Regions from separate parts of the Homo sapiens genome. Here region 1 is linked to region 2. The links are chromatin contacts, found by Hi-C or POLR2A ChIA-PET in ENCODE. All regions are on one chromosome and are shown on one strand. Each heading gives the region's core, a stretch centred on a gene start or an enhancer-like site at or near the end of the contact. The rest is flanking DNA. Distances are from core to core; before and after follow the strand shown.

Region 1 (7,423 bases), core at 514-3,013, 690 kb before region 2:
ATGCAGAGGCGCTATCTCAGCTCACTGCAACCTCCGCCTCCTGGGTTCAAGGAATTCTCCTGCCGCAGCCTCCCAGGTAGCTGGGACTACGGGCACCTGCCACCACGCCCGGCTGATTTTTGTATTTTTAGTAGAAACGGGGTTTCACCATGTTGGTCAGGCTGGTCTCAAACTCCTGACCTCAAGTGATTCACCTGCCTCGGCCTCCTAAAGTGCTGGGATTTCAGGCGTGAGCCACCGCGCCCGGCCTTTTACCTTAAATTTAAAGCAAGCTGTTTGAGTGCCTCTCTGCAAGCCTGCCTGAAACTGGCTCACCTGAGCATGAATCATTGCTAATACGTAACACCAAAGGGGCAAGTGAAGATTCATTTTAAACTGAAACATAACTAAATACAACGCCCTTCCCCACATCCTACCTCTTCCATTAATCAGAGATGCTTTAAAACCAAACTTCAGTCAAGATTTAGTACTTTCATTTACCTTATATTTCAAAGCTCCACGGCACAAGGGCAGGAGCTGAGACAGGTTCCTCCCTCTCACGGTATCCCCGCATCTGCGCAGCTCCCGGCACACAAGCGAGCCAGGGAGGAGGGAGGGAAGAAATTCTTGCCTAGAACTTTCCCATCACTTAACTTTTTTCTTATTAATTTTTTTTTTTTTTTGAGACGGAGTCTCTCTCTGTTGCCCAGGCTAGGAGTGCAGTGGAGCTGTCTTGGCTCTCTGCAGCCTCCGCCTCCCGGGTTCAAGCGATTCTCCTGTCTCAGCCTCCCGAGTAGCTGGGACTACAAGCACCCGCCACCATGCCCGGCTATTTTTTTTTTTTTTTTTTTTTTTTTTTTTTTTTTTTGGTATTTTTAGTAGAGACAGGGGTTTCACCATTTTGCCCAGGCTGGCCTCGAACTCGTGAGCGCAGGTGATGCGTCTGCCTTGGCCTCCCAAAGTGCTGGGATTACAGGCGTCAGCCACCGCGCCCGGCCCGCCACTACTTAACTCTTATTGAGCAACATTTACAAAATTATTCATTCACTTATTTAACAGATATTCTGCAATCCCCTTCGGGGCAAGCTTGCTGGTAGAAACTAGAAACAGATTTAAGAAGGCATAGATGCTGCCCGCAAGGAGCTTACAATCTATTAGACAAGAAAATAGAGCATAGCCGAATTATGGCACGTTCCCTTGCAAAAGGTACGGATGGAGCGTCAGGAGAGGTGAAGAAGGGGCAGAAAACTGGAGGAGGTGATGAGGAGTCTGTTTCCCAGAGAGGAAACGGAGGCTGGGAGGTGGCAGGTATCTAAGGGGCAACACCTGGCGTCCGCGAGGACCAAGTCACCTTTCTTGAGGACACCCACTCCGACAGCCGAGATCAGGTTGCCCCAGCTCGTCCAGGTTGCCCCAGCTTGTCCACGTTAACTGCGCTGCGGGAGCGGCGAGGGTTCCCAAGCGCGCGACACGCCTGGGCTGCGCAGCGCCTCTGCACGTTCCACCACAGCTGGCGTTTATTGTGTGATGTGTTGCCCCGGGTACGGGAGAATCCATTCCAAGCACGCTGTGGGAGGATACGAGGAGATTCGAATCCGCATCGAAGAACACACAGAAGGATGTGTGAGCTTCTGTAGGACAGAAAAGACTTAACTAATAGAATTTACCAAACATAAGTCTTCGGCTACCCGCCCCGCCTCGCCGTCCGCGAGGGACTGCGGTGTGGTACGCTCCGTGACGTCATGCCGCCGAGCATGTCGGGAGTTGTAGTTGGTCCGCCCGGGCCCCGCCCCTGGGCCGTGCGGTGACACCACTTCAGGGCCGGCCCCCGGAACTTTTGGGCAGGCGTCAGCGCCCGTGTCACCGCCACGTCGCGGACATGGTGAGTATCTCTGCTCGTCACCGACCCCTGTGTTTTTCCCCGGACTTTGGCAGCCGCCACGAGCGGGCTTCACAGCGCCTGAAAGGAGCTGGTCCTGCCGGGGTCCAAGATGGCAGCTGCGAGCTGCGTGGGCAGGGCGGCTCTCCAGTTCGCCTGTCTCCGCGCTGGGCCGGGGGGAAAGTGCCCTACACAAGTGTGCACCCCGCCTCGGCCACCTTGGACACGCACCCCCTGCTACTTCTCTGTGTGAAAGTATTTTGAGAGACTTCGGCGTTTTTGAAGCCTTGCAAGAAGGGCTTAACCTGGGACAGGCGCAACTTTCTTCGGATATTATATTCCCCTAGTTCCCGTGGTATTTCCCTCCCCTGGTTTCTCTCCTGTCTCATTGCTCAGCAAGGTTCTCCAATCCCTATCCTAAATGGTGGTGCTCTTCAGGGACGCTTTACACCCTATGCGTTCTCCTAAAATTTTATCTCTAAGTTAGACCTTTCTTCTGAGCTCCAGACCCACAAATCTGCTAACCGTGCCTCCACTTGGATAGCTCATATGTATTTCAAGCTCAGCAAGTTCCAAACTGAGCATTTCCACTTCCCCACAGCCCACACCTGCTCTTCCTCCAGGAACCCCCAACTCTGTAGATGGCACCACCATACATCCTGTTGTGCCTGCCCAAAACCTGGAAATCATCCTTGACATCTCCCTCTTCTCAACTCCCCGACATGCAGTCAATAATCAAGTCCTATAGATGCTACTTCTAAATGTCTGTCTGTTGTCACTGTCGCCACTCTTACCATCCTTGGCCTTGAGATCTATCCATCTGGGGTAGTCACCTAAGTGGTCTTTTAAGCAGATCTTCACTCATCGATGGCCCTGCCTGGAATGGGCTATTGCACCTTCACTCACCCTTCAGATCTCAGCCTCAGTATTATTTCTTCAGAGAGTATCTCAGCTAATTCGGAAGTCTAGGAAGACTAGTGCTTTTATGAATGATGTCTTGTGGAATCTTCATAACAACCCTGGGAAGTTGTGTATTTTTCCAGTTTTACAGAAGAGAAACAGACTTAAGTGATAAGTTAAATTGTGTAAAATTGTACAGTAAGTAGCAGAGTTAAAATTTGTTCTTTCCTGTCTAACTTTTATCTTCAGTATCTTTAAATATTTTTTATTTAAATGGGTACATACTAGTTTGTTTGGTAGTATTCTTTATTTAACTGATTTCTTATTAATAGCTATTTAAGTGGTTTCCATTTATTTTTCTGTGATGAACAACGGTAGAATAAATGGACAACATGAAGCTAAATTTGTCCTGAACTTTCTTGATTGTTTCCTTAGAATAAATTCTCAGAAGTAGAATTGGGACAAAGGGTATATGATCTTTCAAAAGATTACAATTTTAGAATAAATAAAAACAGTGACCCTTATAGAAATGTGACAAAGGATTTGTAAAATGAGAAAAACTGTATTGGTACCTATTTAATACTGTTCTGAGGATTGGAGTAAGTATGTATGTTTAGCATAGTGCCTTTTACATGTTTTTGTTTTATTTTATTTTGTTTTTTGGAGACAAGATCTTGCTCTGTTGCTTAGGCTGGAGTGCAGTGGTGTGATCATGGCTCACTGTAGCATTGACCTCCCCGGCCCAAGCAGTCCTCCCACCTTAACCTCCCGAGTAGCTGGACTACAGGTGCAGACCACCACACTCAGCTAATTTTTTTTTTTTTTTTTGGTAGAGATGGGGGTCTTCCTATGTTGCCCAGTCTGGTCTCTAACTCCTGGGCTCAAAGTGATCCTCCTGCCTCTGCCTCCCAAAGTGTTGGGATTACAGGCGTGAGCCACTGCACCCTGCCTGTGTTTTACATTTGAAGAGCTCAGTAAATGTTAGTACTTATTCATTTATTTCAAAATAGGGGTCTTAGTGTGTACTATGGTTCTTCAGCCTGTTTGAGAGATATGTTTTGAGAGTCTCATGAAATTTTTGAAACCTCTTCCCAAAAGAAATCTCCCGCTCTCTTTCTCCCTTCCTGTCTCTTTCTCTCGTGTGTGTGTGTGTGTATATATGTATGTATATATGTATGAATATGTGTATCTGTGTGTGTATATATGTGTACACAAACAATGATACATGTCATTTGTGATATATCATCAACTACCTGAAACAGTATATGGATCCAAGTAAAGAACTGATTAGTTCCATTTTGCAAGTGCTCTTTTCCCTTTATAAGTTGTAAGCATTGTCCTGTGCCTTTTAATTTTCAGCAAAAACATGATTTTTTTATGGCTATATGATATTCCTATTTTTTTTAACCAATCTATTGTTGGCAGTTAGGTTAATATCCATGTACCCGAATCTTTGTGTGTTTTTCAGATTTTTCTTAGACTAAGTCTGAGATTCTAAATGCATATCACTAGATCAAGCCTATGAATATAAACCTTTGATTCTTACTGCCATATTCTCTGAAGGATTCCACCAGTTGATATCCCACCCTCAGTATGAGTTTCCTCTCATTGTCTTGACTCCCTGGTATTATATTAGGTTCAGTGCCTTGTCACATTCTTAAACTAGTTCTTTACTGTTGATGTTTTATTGTCATTGTTAAACCTGTCAAGATTATAATTTGGAAAGATTGTCTTAAAGCAGTAGTTCTCAACCATTCACATTAGAATCACTGGCATGGGGGCATAGGATACTTTTAAATATCCCTGTGCCAGCTGGGCGCGGTGGCTCACGCCTGCAATCCCAGCACTTTGGGAGGCCGAGACAGGCGGATCACTTGAGGCCAGGAGTTCAAGACCAGCCTGGCCAATATTCTGAGATCCCGTCCTTACTAAAAATACAAAAATTAGCCAGGCGTGGTGGTGTATGCCTGTAATCTCAGCTACATGGGAGGCTGAGGCAGGAGAATCTCTTACACCCAGGAGGCGGAGGTTGCAGTGAGCTGAGATTGTGCCACTGCACTCCAGCTGTGTGACAGAGTGAGACCCTGTCTCCAAACAAAAAACCAAAATCCCTGTGCCTAGGCCTTAGACCAGTTAATCAGAATCTCTGGGGGTACAGCCCAGGCCTCAGTATTTCAAGCTCCCCAGGTGATTTCAGTATAGAACAAAGGTTGAGAACCCCTGATTTAAAATTTTGGGGTTGCTTTTGTTTTTGTTTTTTCTATAAAACAAGGAATTAACTCATGAAATAATTTGAAGAATCAAGGTTAATTAATGTCTTAACACTAAACTTAGATTCTAATTTATATGAATATGAGTTTGTTTTGTTTTACAAGGGAGTTTGTCTTTATCTTTATTTGTTCTAGGTGATTTCAGAAAGTATGGATATACTCTTCAGAATAAGAGGAGGCCTTGATTTGGCTTTTCAGCTAGCTACTCCTAATGGTAGGTCTTCTGAAAAATTCTTTTTTATTAGAAAATTGATAGTGAAATATACTGAGATTATTTCCACTTTGCAAATGAAACTGAGAGAGAGATAGGATGAACTAAGATTATATTGTTAGTAAGTACATTAAATGGGACTTACACTTAGACACTGTGTTCCAGCACACCCACCAGCCCATGGCGCACCTCTGTGCAAATTAGAAAAAGATGTTCCCTTTCTTAAGAGACTTTACTCCCCTCTTCATTAATTGTTACAATAAATGTAAATATCCACAATGAGCACGTTGTAAATGTGCGTCGAGAATTGTACATGACAGACTTGCAAGTGTATGTACAATCCTGAGTCTCCAGAACCTACTCTCTTAAATACTACATTATATGGGGATGAGTACAAGAACTCTATGGAAGAAAAATCAACAGGGTTTATATGAAGCAGATTCTAGGATGTCTTCCTGTTGCTGACTTGAACTACAGCCACAAACTGAGATAAAGAACATCAGAGGAGGAATGGGATGAGCTGTGTTTGAGATTTGTTTCATTTGATGCCAGTGGAAGGTCAAGTACAAATTCCCAACAGGCATTTGGCTGAGTCAGAAATTTAGAAGAGTGTGGTCAGAGTTGGAGCTAGAGAATGTAATGTCTCTGAAGGGTGATAGTTAACACCCTCATTATAAATGAAATCACTCATGAAAAGTACGAGTAGTGGTGCCAGAAGCCACAGAGCCGTTCAGAAAGATCAGGAATTAAAAGTACTGTATTAGTCTGTTTTGCATCTTTCTAAAGGAATACCTGAGACTGGGTCATTTATAAAGAAGAGGTTGATTTGGCTCACAGTTCTGCAGACTGTACAAAAAGCATGGTGCCAGCATCTGCTGCTGGTGAGGCTCAGGAAACTTTCAATCATGGTGGAAGGCAAAGGAGGGGGCAGTGTATCACATGGCAAAAGAAGGAGCAAAAGAGAGGAGGAGGTGCCAGGCTCTTTTAAAGAATCAGCTCTTTTGTGAACTGATAGGAGTGAGAACTCACTCTTATTACTGTGAGGATGGCACCAAGCCATTCATGAGGGATCATGATTCAAACACCTCCCACCAGGCCCCACTTCAAACATTGGAGATCACATTTCAACATGAAATTTGGAGGGGACAGACATCAAAACTATATCAGATACCAGCATTCCTTGAAGGAGATTGCAGCTGGCCATCCTTTACTAGCCCCGTGGAAGGGAGGGAGAGGGTGCAGAATATTCTTTTCCACCCATCCCTTCAACTAATAAATTGTTCTCAGTTTTGGTCCACATTTGAATCCCTGCCACCAGACTACATTAAACTACATTTCTGGGACAGAGACCCAGGCATCAGTCAGCTTTCTAGGTAATTCTAATGTGCCATTAAGATGAGAACCATTTTACTAGGACTAAATCACTCATTTTCAGGCCTATGTTATTAGTAGAGTGTAGCTGTTCCTAAAATGTTACTTTATGGATAAAACCTTACATTTCACAACTTGATATAAACTGAAAACATACTTTACTATAATCTTATTCCAAAGTAGAATTAATCCATTAATCAGTAGATAATCCAATAATCAAATGTAAACAAGGACTACAGATACTTTTTACCTAGTAATTAATATATTTGAACTTGTCTTCTGACTTGATTGTATTCCTTCTCCTTTATCAAACTCTGTCAACACTCAACAAAGGGCTTCTCATTAATCAGAAAATATAGAGAATGGACATGCTTAACTTTAAAGGCTTCACAGTTTTTTTTAGGTAACTTTACCAAATAGTCCTTTAGGGATAAACAGAAGCTAATTTAAGAATTATGTTTGTCTTTTGTAGTGCAACTGAAAATCTTTAAATTCTGCTTTCTGAAACATATCAAAATATTTTAATATCTGATTTGTTATGAGTAATCTCTACAATAGCTCCAAAGTATTTATTTATCAAGATACCAGTATGGTCGTTGTTTATTTATTTATTTTTTAAATACTCTTTCAGCAGAATCAGGTCATTGAATAAATATTTACAAGGTTAAATAGGCTTAGGATTTAGGAATGTAAGGCTAAGATGAGTATTGAAAGATTGTCTTCTTTGACTATATCTTCTTATATTGTTTTGACTTTGGAAACGTAAAAATGTTTCCAAATTGAATGTGTCAAATATTCAAAAATATTAAAATA
Region 2 (7,831 bases), core at 1-2,500:
AGCAAAACTCCAACTCAAAAAAAAAAAAAAAAAAAAAAAAAGAACTTACTCATGTAACCAAATAGCACCTGCACCCCAATAATTTATGGAAAAATAAAATAAATAAAAAATAAAAGCAATAGCTTTAGTAAGAAAGGGCACTTGCAGCATACCTACCAAATATCATATAAAGTTTAGAAACATACAATAATCAATACATTATTTGGGGCTATATCAAGGTAGAAAACCACAGGAATGATACACATAAAATCAGAAGAGTGGTTATTCTTTGGAGGAGGAGGATACCATTCAGAGGGGTACCCAAGAGTTATATATAAAAATGATCCATATCCCCATGTAGTGCTGGTTACACGGATGTTTGTTTTTATCTTTACATTACACGTTATATTCTTTCATATGCATGAAACGTAATATTTTTGTCGTAGTAAAATATACATAACAAAATTTAGCATTTTAACCGTTTTTAACTTTACAGTATTGTGGCATTAAGTACCTTCACCTTGTGCATCCATCCACCACTATTTCCAGAACGTTTTCATCATCCCAAACTGCTTTTGGTATCATATCCAAGAAATCATACCAAGTCCAATGTTATGAAGTTTTTGCTCTGTTTTCTTCTAAGAGTTTTAATTTTAGCCTTTATAGTTAGGTCTTTGATTCATTTTGCGTTAATTTTTATACGCGGTGTAAGGTAAGGGTTCAATTACATTCTTCTGCATTACACATTTTTAAACACAAACAAAATAAAAGAACAAAAGGAACCCTGTCCATTTACAAATGAAGGTATTGGGATAGCGGTAAAGTAACATGCTAAGCTCAGACAGCTGATAAAGGCAGCAGGGGCTGGAAGCCAAATCCTGTAGGCCTGGAAAGACGACTGCGGCCTCAGCGACAACAGCTGCGAACACGGGTCTCCACCCACCCTCTTACCTGCCCACGACTCAGGGACACTAGCTCCTCCCCTTTCCCCACCCCACAAGGGGCCGTCCCACGTGGCTCCCGGGCTTTCTGGCGCCGGAAAACTGGCGATGCGGGTGGGCGCGAAAGCCCGGAAAACTTTGGCATGTTTTGGACCGTAGGTAACTGGTTGTGCGGCATGGACTCCAGCTCCGTTGCGCTGTAATAACCAGACCCAGTTTTCCCTCACGCTCCAGGCCAGGGAGGAGCCCGGGGGCCGCTCAGGAAGTCCTGCGCACGCGCGCGTGCTCGGCCCGGATTGGCTGTTCGGAGCGGCGAGGGGCTTGGCGGGAGCTTCCAGTCGCTCGAGAGCGGAGAGCGGCACCATGGCCCCGCGGGGGCGGCGGCGGCCGCGGCCTCACAGGTCTGAGGGGTAAGTACTGCCGACCCTCGGGAGCGCGGGGCCGGAGACCAGCTTGAACTGCTTCCTCGCCTGCCGTGGTTTGCGCCTCCCGGCGCTGTTGGTGCTCCACTGTGGAGGTCGCCCGAGTGGCCAATCGCCCGGGTCCCCGGCTTCCTCCTCAGTCTAGTGGGGATAACAGTGATCCCACCTGCACGGGCCTGTCGGGGCCTAACACTGCCTGGCGGGTGGGAGAGACGTCAGCCAGTGTCGTGTCGTTTTGTGGGGAGGGGGAGTGCCGTCCAAAGTAGTGAGTCTCAAAGTGCTAGCTTGAAAGCAAAATATTCAGCAAATACGTATTGCCTGCGGTTTGCCAGACTTTGTTAGTGGAGTTTTATTCTCTGACTGGGAATCAGTTTTCTTATTTTGAAGACCCTGGTGTTTTCTTACTGCAAACCACAGACCGTAAACTGGAGCATAAATCCGGCTGGGGGACCGAGCTGCCGCTTGCGGTTCTCCAGGATGGCTCGAGCGGTTTTTGTTTACCAAAGAAAGCGAGCGTTTGGTCGGTTGCAAAACGCGCTCTAGAATGCTGGTCGCTGATTCGTTGGCGAATGGCCATCCAAGGCCCGGCCTGGATCTGGCGGGAAGGGTCTCGGCTTGCTGCAGACGGTGCACAAAGCCATACGCCAAGACGATCTGAAGAGAACAGGAGTTCCCCCGGGCCTGGGAAGGCTGCCTGGAGGAGGAGGTGCTGGTAGATGCGGGGTTAGGGTGGAAAAGCTGGAGCAGGACACCGCAGGTGGGTGGGGAAACCGAGACCAGACTTCTGTGGCCAGTGGAGGAGAATGAAGACTCCCCCAGTGCAAAAAAGGATTAGAAGAGAATGTCAGCCTTCAATGTCAGCTGAAAAGAGTTTATCTGAAAGGCTAGTGGTTTTTGTTGTCTTTTTTTATTTTTATCTTTTAACATTTTTGGGTTTGAGACTCATGAAATCTGTTCATGCCTCCTCCCAAAACACACTTACGCACATACAACAGAATTTTTTTTTTTTTTTTTTTTTGAGACGGAGTCTCACTCTGTGGCCCAGGCTGGAGTGCAGTGGCGCAATCTCCGCCTCCCAGGTTCAAGCGATTTTCCTGCCTCAGACTCCAGAGGAGCTGGGATTACAGGCGCTCGCCCCCACGTCCAGCTAATTTTTGTATTTTTAGTAAAGACGGGGTTTCACCATGTTGGCCAGGATGGTCTTGATTTCCTCACCTCGTGATCCGCCCTCCTGGGGTTCCCAAAGCGCTGAGATTACAGGCATGAGCCACCGCGCCTGGCCCAGAAATTTTACCTGTGGGTTGTCACAGAGGTTTCTGTCTCTCAGAAGCCCCACCTTGACTCCAGCGTAAGGCAAGGAGGAACCTTGACTTTTTTTCCCCCCCAAGAAAGGACAAGACAGCTCAAAGAGTTTAGGTTAAGAAGTTTATGTGGTCTAGTGTGTAGCTGGGTTTCTGTTACCTGGCTATGTGACCCTTGATAAGTCACTTAAATTTTCTGAATCCCGGAATCATCATCTATAAAATTGCCATAAAACCAATACTTGTCTTACCTGCTTCCTTAGGTTTCATGAATTAAATAAATAAATCGTGAACTTGTTAGAAATGCAGAATCCCAGACCTCACCCCAGAGGGACTGAATCAGACACTCCTGGGGTGGTGCCAAGCAACCTGTTCAACAAGCCCTCTTGAGAATTTTGATGACACTCAAGTCTGGGAACCACCGCTCTGAACAGTTTTCTAACTTTTTTTTTTTAACTGTGATTCACAGTAATGATGTTTTACATCACACTTAGTACACGTGTGCACACATCCACACATAAAACAAAAGGCTTGTGAACATAGTATATCCAGTGCAATGCTTCATTTTATATTTTCCTTTTTTATTGTTTGTTTTTTTAAAAATGCTGGCCTGGCAATCTTAAAAGACATTATAGGACAATTGATGTGATTTGGGTATGGACTGTAGATTAGATTATGGTATCAGTGTTAAATTTCTTGATTTTAGAAATTGTACCATGAATATGCAGTATAATGCCCTCTTAGGAAAGACATATTGTAGTATTTAGGGGTGGAAGTGCACAGTATCTCCAGACACACACACACACACACACACACACAGAGCACATGAGTAAAGGGCATACAGAAGGTCCTTGTGCTATGTTTGCAACTTTTCTGTGAGCTTGAAATTATATCAGATAAAAGGATACTAAAACATTGGTTTAGACTAAGCTGATTTTGCTGTCTACAAATGAGAAAAATATGGCTGCAATCTGCATGGCATATTTTAAAGTCTAATTATGTACTGTATTCTCCTGGAGTATCCCCCCCGTACCCTTGTACGATGCCTGGTTGGTGGAGGATAGTCTGTACATATTCACTGACTGCTGGCACTATTATTAGTAATAATGATATATAATCCTGCCACTGTTATTTCCCGTTTTTATTCTTGTCACCATTGTTACATTTGTTTTCTTGAAGCTTGTTGAAGATATATATACAACTTTATCATTTGAAGCTGTGGTCCAACTGAGAGAGTGTCAAGGGAGGTCGAGGGCAGGCCCTGGATTTGAACTGATGTAAATTTTAATGCAGGCTTGTCTCCCTCCTGGCTCCGTGTTGCTGTGGGCAAGCACACATCTGTAACATGGGATTCACTTCTACCTTATAGGACTGTTAGAATTAAATGAGAAAAGGACGTAGGAGAGCCAGGCACCGGATGGAGCAGGTGTCGGGGCTTAGCGTTAGCCTACCTCCCCTTTGTTCAGCTGTGCAGAGAAAGTCAATCACTGCTGATTGATTAAGGCCTCAGGGAAAAAGTTAACAGCAGGATTCCAACTTTTCCATGTCCCTGAGGGGGAGAGGTATGTTATTTTATACATTGGTGATAGGATTTGACCTATAAAAAATAAATTTGTGGAATATGGGTTCTTGTTTTTTTTTTTGGTAAAAATGCGCGGAAAGGGTCATAACTATGGTGTTTCCTCAGTTATTTTAACTATTTCCTAACTCTTGTGTTTTTTTGCTGTTTAATAGCGCAAGACGTTCAAAGAACACTTTAGAAAGAACACATTCCATGAAAGATGTAAGTTACCTTTTTGTGTTGTGGTTTTCTCAAAATTGACAGTACAAAATAACATTTTTTGGGTACCTCAGTTTTGTAGACTTCACTTGGCAAGTTCAATGTTTATTGTAGTGAAAAAGTGTGTTCATTTTCCTCACACTTTTTCCGGTATAGTGGATAAAATGACTTTTGTTAATGTTTTAGAATTTCCTTTATTTCTGAGCCGAGTTTGGTTTTATTTTCGTTTAGATAATTGACTTCATGTAAAAATTGTACAGTGCTGTAAGCTTTTTTCACTTAAAGCCATTTCTCCTCATTGTACTTTTCAAGAATTGTTTTATGATTTCATGATACTCCACTTAGTTCACATTACAGGTTTACTTTTCTTTAGAGTCTTAGAATAAATGTATGTTAAAGGCATGTGCATTTCTTTAACGTTCTTGATAGCTAATTCCAGTTTTTTTTTCCAGTGGCTTGTGTGATTGACATTGTAATCTCACATTAACAGTGTATGACAGTGCCAGGCACCCCGGAAGGAGTTCCTTCTGCTTGTTCTGCCCTGGGCTTTCTCTGTCCTGCATAGTCCTTAACCCCAGCCTGCAGACGATAGCTCTCTTCCCCTCTGGGAAACCCTGGGATCCCCCTGCAGGGTTTTGCTCAGCGCTCTGCTCCCACCCCGGCATTACTTCACGGGTTCTTTGGGTGGATTTCTCTCAGCTGTCCTGCCTTGCCCCTGCCATTGGTAGCCAAAGTACAGTGTGCCTCGGAGGGATTTCTCTAAGCTCCAGCCTTAGCTGGAAGCCCAGAGTGCCTGGAATGGATTCAGCTTTCCTGTCCTTCCCTCTGCAAGGCAGTCCCTGGTGGAGGCCCCCTATGCCTTGGGAGGGGCTGGAAGACCTGCCAGCTCTCTCCACATTCCACCCCCAAGCACTCCAGGAATGATTCTTTCACTGGGGGCATCTGAATGGTCAAGTTTTTATATGGTTTGCCAATTTTATTTGACCTCCTTTATACCTTCCAGAATTTTCTTATTTTTGTATCTGTTAATAGTACCCTTCCACATTTTCTGGAACTACCATGAAAGTTTTTCTCATTTTATGTATGTTTTCATGTTTCATTAGATTTGGGGTAGCAGACTTCATGGGTGTATCAGTATATTGAACTCTAAACCCTGGTGTCCTTTAGTCAGGAGTTTTTACACATGTGTACCCTTAAAACTGTTTATGAACTTTTGGGTATATGGGCATATTTCCGGAGACAGGACCCATCACTTTCCCTAGGTCAGAGGTTTAGGCAAACTGGCCCATGGGCCAAATCTAGCCTGCCACCTGTTTTTGTATATCCCTGCAAGCTAAGAATGGTTTTTACCTTTTTTAATGGTTGAAATAAAATAAAAAGACTATGTCATAATATGTGAACATGATATGAAATTCAAATTGCAGTGTTCAAAAGTCAAATTGTATTGGAACACAGCCATGCTCATTCTTTTCTGTGTGGTTACTGTCTGCATTCATGTGACAGTGGCTGAGTTAGTAGTCAAAACAGAAACCTTACGGCCTGCAAAGCCTAAAAGAATTTACTTTCTTGTCCTTTATAGAAAAAGTTTGCCAATCCATGCCTTAGGTTATCAAAAAATTCTATGTCCCCAAAAAGTGTTAGCTTGCTTCTTTCTTTTTATTTTAACTGAAACATTGTAATTGTACACATTTGTGGGGTCTGATTTGATCTTGCCATACATGTCTATGTTGTATAATGACCCAATCAGGGTAGGTAGTGAATCCATCACCCCATGCATAAGGATTGCTTCCTTAGGCAGCAGTGATTACAAGAATATTCTTGCTGTATAAATCAACCTATTGTTCTTTGTGAGAGCCAACTCAATGACTCAACTTTATTCACTTTTAGAAAGCTGGTCAAAAGTGCAAGCCTATTGACGTGTTCGACTTTCCTGATAATTCTGATGTCTCAAGCATTGGCAGGCTGGGTGAAAATGAGAAAGATGAAGAAACTTATGAGACCTTTGGTTAGTACTTTAAATCTTTATCCTAACATAACTCTAAAGCAACAACATTTAGGCCAGATATAATAAAAAATAGAAGTATCTTCAAATATAAAAATTAGTTGCCTGCATGTAAATATAATGTTCTCTGGGGAGTACTTGATAATTTGAATTAATTTTCCTCACTTACGGGTACATTGAAACTAAGAACATTATCAAAGCGGCACTCGTCTAGTAGTATTCATTAACAATCTGGTCACATGAGGACGCTTACTATAGTACTCTGTAATAAGGGGAACATAGCATACATTTCTCACTTCACTCTACCATTTGATAGAGCCATTAATTTAGGGAGGAGAAGAGTATGGGTAATTTTCCTTTGTCCTAAACTCATGGAGGCAGGGGATGCTTCGGGAGAGCCAGTGGGAGAGCTTCACCTGTGTTCCTTGGAGTGTGAGGTAAAAGGCCAGTACCAGGCTGGCCAGGAGTGTGTGAGTTGTCAGGGTGGGCTGCTTGTGTCACTGGGCACTCCAGAAGCCAGAAATGACAGAGAAAATGCCATGTGTCCCCACATCTAGAACTGCAGTAGTCAGGCATTTTTGCTGGAATAAGTTTTAAGAGAATTTTGAAGGCTTTTGGTTTAATTTTTTGTTTAAAGAAAATATTATACATTTTATAAGGTGAAATGTATTCACCAGAATAATGTCTTTTATTATGACTTGATAAAAATGTCCTATTTGTCTAAAATCTAAATCTAAAAGATCTGAACCTAAAACCCCATAATTTTAAAAATGGAAATGAATTCACATACCATAAAATTCACCCTTTTAAGGTGTACATGTCATTGGTTTTTAATTTATTCACAAGGTTGTACAACCGTCTGCATTATCTAATTCCAGAAAATTGTTATCCTGTAGAGAACCCTGTACCCATGAGTGGTCACTCCCTCTTCCCCCTTCCTTCAAGCCCCTGGCAGCCATGAATCTCCTTCCTGTCTCTACAGATTTGCCATTTCTGGACATATCAGTGGAATCCTAGACTCTGGTCCTTTGTGACTGGCTTCTTTTACTTAGTTTTCAGGGTTTGTCCATGTTGTAACGTGTATCTACCTCATTCCTGTAAGTTTTTATAGCTCAGTGATACTCCATTGTTTGGATATACCGCAGCTTGTTACCCATTTATCAGTTACATTTGGGTGGTTTCTATTTTTTGGCCACTGTGAATAATACTGCTGTGAACATTTGTGTAAGAGTTTTTGTGTGGACTTTTTTCACTTCTCTTGGGCATATAGTGGGAGCAGAATTGCTGAGTCCTATGGTAATTCTATTTTTAACTTTTTGAGGAACTGTTTTACAAAGCGGCTGCACCACTTTACAATTCCATGGCAGTATATGAGAGTTCCCGTTTCTGCACACCTTCACCAAAAC

What was found. A loop is a pair of places that touch in the nucleus more often than their neighbours do. ChIA-PET counts read pairs that join two places held with the same protein, here RNA polymerase II (POLR2A). Pooled maps may share reads with other maps.
Region 1: a loop to region 2 is called in a map of CD4-positive, alpha-beta T cell, with 8 times the contacts of the local background. The contact joins the promoter of UFSP2 here to the promoter of CENPU in region 2. A Hi-C loop is called at or near these places in 2 of 168 maps with a recorded cell type or tissue (CD4-positive, alpha-beta T cell and naive thymus-derived CD4-positive, alpha-beta T cell), 1 of 37 single-sample maps with no recorded cell type and 12 of 50 pooled maps. POLR2A ChIA-PET finds 5 or more read pairs at or near these places in 1 of 52 experiments (WTC11).

What each region holds. Positions count from the first base shown.
Region 1 is chr4:185,420,304-185,427,726 of GRCh38, reverse strand. UFSP2 (UFM1 specific peptidase 2) reads left to right here and starts at 1,763. Exons shown (of 12, transcript NM_018359.5): 1 at 1,763-1,861; 2 at 5,164-5,242. The coding sequence starts at 1,859. It overlaps CFAP96 (cilia and flagella associated protein 96), which reads right to left and starts at 1,473. Exons shown (of 8, transcript NM_001114357.3): 1 at 1,331-1,473. RefSeq lists enhancers at 1,460-1,819, 1,890-1,999.
Region 2 is chr4:184,727,515-184,735,345 of GRCh38, reverse strand. It overlaps CENPU (centromere protein U), which reads left to right and starts at 1,250. Exons shown (of 13, transcript NM_024629.4): 1 at 1,250-1,330; 2 at 4,378-4,426; 3 at 6,311-6,428. The coding sequence starts at 1,284. RefSeq lists a silencer at 1,244-1,303 and enhancers at 1,674-1,793, 944-1,810.